2 separate regions of the Mus musculus genome follow, and region 2 is linked to region 1. Evidence: chromatin loops called from intact Hi-C (ENCODE). Cell type or tissue: gastrocnemius. All regions are shown on one strand.

What was found. A loop is a pair of places that touch in the nucleus more often than their neighbours do. Peaks named below come from ENCODE experiments on the same cell type or tissue, not always from the same donor. Only the 100,000 strongest peaks of a DNase experiment are listed, where the experiment ranks them.
Region 2: it touches region 1 in a loop (2.5-fold over the local background); 2 of 42 quality-filtered maps call a loop at or near these places.

What each region holds. Positions count from the first base shown.
Region 1 is chr9:30,919,874-30,922,373 of GRCm38, reverse strand. Adamts15 (a disintegrin-like and metallopeptidase (reprolysin type) with thrombospondin type 1 motif, 15) reads left to right here. Exons shown (of 8, transcript NM_001024139.1): 1 at 1-1,093. The coding sequence starts at 137. Among named protein-coding and RNA genes, the nearest start is that of Adamts15, 1.3 kb to the left of the region's middle. In gastrocnemius, a CTCF peak has its summit at 1,444; DNase peaks (open chromatin) are centred at 78, 622 and 1,410; H3K4me3 peaks cover 2,500 bases; H3K27ac peaks cover 2,382 bases.
Region 2 is chr9:30,709,163-30,711,662 of GRCm38, reverse strand. No RefSeq gene overlaps it. Among named protein-coding and RNA genes, the nearest start is that of Gm31013, 72 kb to the left of the region's middle. In gastrocnemius, no CTCF peak of the experiment used is centred here; a DNase peak (open chromatin) is centred at 1,346.

The DNA.
Region 1 (2,500 bases):
CGGACTTGGTTGGCTGTCCTTTCTGGGAACTGCCCATTGTCCCGGGCGTTGGTGTGTGGGCTACAAGGGGACAGTGCTTGCCGTGGGAGCCGGGCTAAGTCCCATCCCAGAGCGCGTCTGTGCGCGGCCCGGCGCCATGCTTCTACTGGGCATCTCAATCCTGGCTCTCGCCTGGCGACCTGCTGGCAGCTCCGAGCCAGAGTGGGAGGTGGTCGTTCCAATCCGACGGGACCCGGACATCAATGGCCGCCACTACTACAGGAGGGGTACGGAGGACTCCGGGGATCAGGGTCTCATTTTTCAGATCACAGCTTTTCAGCAGGACTTTTATCTACACCTGACGCCAGATGCCCAGTTCCTGGCTCCCGCCTTTGCTACTGAGTATCTAGGTGTCCCGCTGCAGAGGCTCACTGGCAGCTCTCTAGACCTGCGACGCTGCTTCTATTCCGGGTATGTGAACGCGGAGCCAGACTCCTTTGCTGCTGTGAGCCTATGCGGGGGTCTCCGCGGAGCCTTTGGCTACCGAGGTGCGGAGTATGTCATTAGCCCTCTGCCCAACACCAGCGCGCCAGAGGCGCAGCGTCACAGCCAGGGCGCACACCTTCTCCAGCGCCGGGGTGCTCCTGTAGGGCCTTCCGGAGACCCCACCTCTCGTTGCGGGGTGGCCTCGGGCTGGAACCCCGCCATCCTGAGGGCTCTGGACCCTTATAAGCCACGGCGGACGGGCGCGGGGGAGAGCCACAACCGCCGCAGGTCTGGGCGCGCCAAGCGCTTCGTGTCTATACCACGGTACGTGGAGACACTGGTGGTGGCGGACGAGTCAATGGTCAAGTTTCACGGCGCGGATTTGGAACATTATCTACTGACGCTGCTGGCCACGGCGGCGCGACTCTACCGCCACCCCAGCATCCTCAACCCTATCAACATCGTGGTGGTCAAGGTGCTACTCTTAGGAGATCGTGACACTGGGCCCAAGGTCACAGGCAACGCGGCCCTGACTCTGCGCAACTTCTGTGCCTGGCAGAAAAAGCTGAACAAAGTGAGCGATAAGCACCCTGAGTACTGGGACACAGCCATCCTCTTCACCAGACAGGTGAGTTCATCTGTCACCTCTTTGGATGCAACCCCATTTTTTTTTTTTTTTTTTTTTTTTTTTTGGATCATTGAGTTTAGATCTCCAAAGCCCCTTTGTGCCACCCAATGCCCCCTTTAAATTGGTTCCTTTCGAATTCTAGCGTTGGAAGTTCTATACAGAGTCCTCTCCTAGGCTCAGCAGAGCTCCATCTCATGTGCTTCTGGGGAGGTTGGTGGAGAGCCTGCTTTTTCCGAAGGTGTTGTCCTGATGCAGCCAATCAACGCCTTCTGGATCAGGCGCTGAGGGGCTGGAACCCAGGAAGTTGCCGCCCCTGAGCTGCAGTTTGTCTTCAAGATCGATAGGAGGCGCTATGAGGATGGTGTTGTAGATGGTGGCAATGGGAACTCCTTCCCTTTTCCTCTGTGGGTGGCTAAGTTTTCTCTGACATCTCCAAACAGGCTAACTTTTGCTGGATGGAGTCCTGGAAGGTGATTCAAGGTCAGTGCCTGCTGCATTTCTAGTGGGCAACATGTCATTCTTTCTCTGTCTTGGGTCTGGGAATCCTGGACTGAGACGGAGGGGATCATTGTAATAGTTTGTGAGTTGCTATGAAAGGCCAGACTTACATATACACTCCATCGCCGCTTCTCGCTGCATCCTTTTCTGTTGGGCCTTGTCCGTATGATTCCTAGCGTGCAGTCTAAGAAGGCCACCTGTTTGGAACTGGAACCATTTTGTTTGGAGCTTCACTTAGAACTAAGCTCGCGAAACTGCCTTTCAGTTTTCTCAGATCCTTGTTAGTAGATGGTGACCTGTCCAGCTAGCTAGCTGCATCCTAAGAGCAGGGAAGAGTGCTCGTGTCCTAGTCTGAAGACCCTTCCTCGAGGGCAGGACACCTGCTCTGCCCTTGCTGTCAAGAACATTTGGGCATTCCAGCTGCAGGGTTGGAAAGATATGAAGATGGGACTAGAGAGACGGACCCAGATGTGGAAAGAGAGCCCTGTCTTCCTCGCGTCTTTACCAGATCTTCTATCTTAAGAAGCTATTGACCTGTGAACATTTAGTTGAACTAAAAGTTGGGTGCTGGGAAGATCTGGATTTCTGAAATTCTTTAGACACTGGAGAAAAAGAGTTATCCAAGTGCCCTGCTTTCTCTGAGTTTTGGGGGGCTGTGATGTGAACCCCTACAGCGCTCTTTTTTTTTTAAATTATTATCATAACCACAACATTCTGGCCACAGTACAGGGTTCTTTGTTACCTCCATGGCTCTCACTCTCCTCGTTTCTAAATGGCCACTTAGAGTTGGTCTGGCGCCCACGAGCTGGAGCCGGAGTCTTCCACAGTAACCCATTTGGCACAGCTAGTCCTTTCCTGCGCTGGAACTTCCTCCTTTCCCAGCCTCTTCTCCTCCCACCACCTGGTTTC
Region 2 (2,500 bases), 210 kb after region 1:
CTCAAGTTAACAACCCAAATGGATTTTAAAAGTCAAATAGTTTAACAACACAATTCAAAGATATGCTAATTTGATATTGACATGCTAAGGACTGGTAGAAGAGAAATATTAAAAGTCTCCTCCACTTCACACTATTTTGTGTTTGAACAGATGTTTGTAAGAGCAGAAAACTTGGCATGTATAGAAAATGAAACTAAACCACTGTAATTCATAACACACAGGGGTCCTGAGGCTGAGCAAGGCGTTTCAGGCACTATTGGTTGTATAGTTCACATGGTGCCAAATAGTTGTGTTATGTTTTCAGAAACAAGGCTGCAGTAAACTTGCTTAGTTCAGCATGGCTGAGTGCTGTTGGAAGGCTCTCAGATTCATCGTGTTTGATTTTGAGTTAATTTTGGTCTTCAAATGTTTGCAAACTTGTACCGTTGTCAGATGTGTGTGTGTATGGTCCCGCGCTCGCGTGTGTATCCTCCTGCATTCAGCTATGTGATCTGTCCCTTACCATGGATTCTAAGAAGCTGTGGAATAGAGCAATGCCTTCTTGCAGGGCAGTGCTCTGGCATTGTGATTACTATGTCTATATGTGCTTAAAGCGTGAACTGAGCTTTTAAAGCTCATGAAAATGTATTAAACTTGGCATTTATGTATCATAGTTAGTTTTTAAAAAGAAACAGATTTGAATTACGCTTTTTGTTTTTCAGACAGGCACTCACTATGCATGTAGCCCTGGCTGGCCTAGAATTCACTAAGCCAGGCTGGCGTTGATCTCTGGGATCTGCCTATCTGTCTCCTGAGTGCTGGGATGAAAAGCTTACACCACCACATTCAGCTGAATTTTCCAATTCTTTGGCAATCTCTTTTCAAAGATAAGTTTAGAACAGCCACGTCCAAAATGTTTTCTCCAAAGCCTTTCGGTTTCTAGTGCTAATCAAAAGAGGCAAAAGCCAATAAAAATGGCTTTATGAGGGGTTAGAATATGAATAATCATGAGAAACTCAGGAGACTATGTGTATTCAGATCACGGAATCACTGTGTTTTAGGAACACTTTGTCAAGCTAGTGTTCCATGAAATAAACTTTGGTGATGCCCTCCTAGGGAAAAGCTCAAGTTCTGCAAATGCAATTTAAAGCCGAGACCAGAATTTGGTGAAGTGTCAGGGAATAGTTAAGCAGGGCTCTTTACGAGGATCACGATGATAAAAATTGCTTACCTCTACATAGCATTTCTCCACTTTATTGAACAGCTTAAAGAGCAAGGGTCTGGGCTATGGCTAGCAGTAGACCAAGCAAGGCATAGAAAGTCCTTTGTGATCTGTGTGGGGGTGATCCGGGGAACAGGCCAAGTGAGACAGCTAGGCAGTCTGCCTCAGAGAAGGCCCCGGGGCAGAGAAGAAAAAGCTGGGTCGGAGCCAGTGATAGGGAATCACATTTTCAATAATGATTTTCCTAGATGTTATTGGTATTCTACTACTTGACTTAGAAATTACAATTGTTCTATTTCAGTAAGAGCCAATGCAGAAAGGCTTACAGGAAGACCCTTGGATGAGAAGGGTGGCATTGTAACTCAGTATGGAAGGTAGAGCTGAGGTGTGGGGACAAAGCTATCAGAAACACGTGCTCCTCTTCATCTAGGGCGGGGCTCTGTGCTACCCTGGATTAACTAGCAAGCCTTGACTACCTCTGAGCTATTCTCGAGCAGGAAGTAGTCTTGTGATCATTTCTTTAGCTTCTTTTCTCTCAGTAGATTAGGAGCTGTGCTTTGATTGGGTGTTACAGGGGTTTAGAATTCTTTCCCAACACCACACTTCGGACTGTCGAGTCCATCAGGTTGGAAGCACAAAGACTTAAAAAAAATTCTCTCACGGCTTTTAAATAGGAAAATTTGGGATCTGGTCCTGAGGACACACTGTGTTTTATGACCGAGTTCTTGTCAGTTTTGATTTTCTTCTGCTGTGTCAGGTATGACTACAATCTCTCTCAACTACAAGGCTTTAAGTAAATGCTGAAAAGGGGGTTGAGGTCTTACACACTTAGGCCAATGGCTTCCTTTGTATGCAGGTGAGTTAAATACTTCTTTTATTTTTTTTCAATTTTTTATTAGATATTTTCTTCATTTAGATTTCAAATGCTACCCCGAAAGTCCCCTATTACCCTCCCCCAGCCCTGCTCACCAACCCACCCACTCCTACTTCTTGGCCCTGGTGTTCCCCTGTACTGGGGCATAGAAAGTTTGCAAGACCAAGGGGCCTCTCTTCCCAATGATGGCCGACTAGGCCATCTTCTGCTACATATGCAGCTAGAGACACGAGCTCTGGGGGGTATTGGTTAGTTCATATTGTTGTTCCAGCTATAGAGTTGCAGACACCTTCAGCTTCTTGGGTATTTTCTCTAGCTCCTCCATTGGGGGCCCTGTGTTCCACCCATCCAGTAGATGACTGTGAGCATCCACTTCTGTATTTGCCAGGCACTGGCATAGCCTCACACGAGACAGCTATATCAGG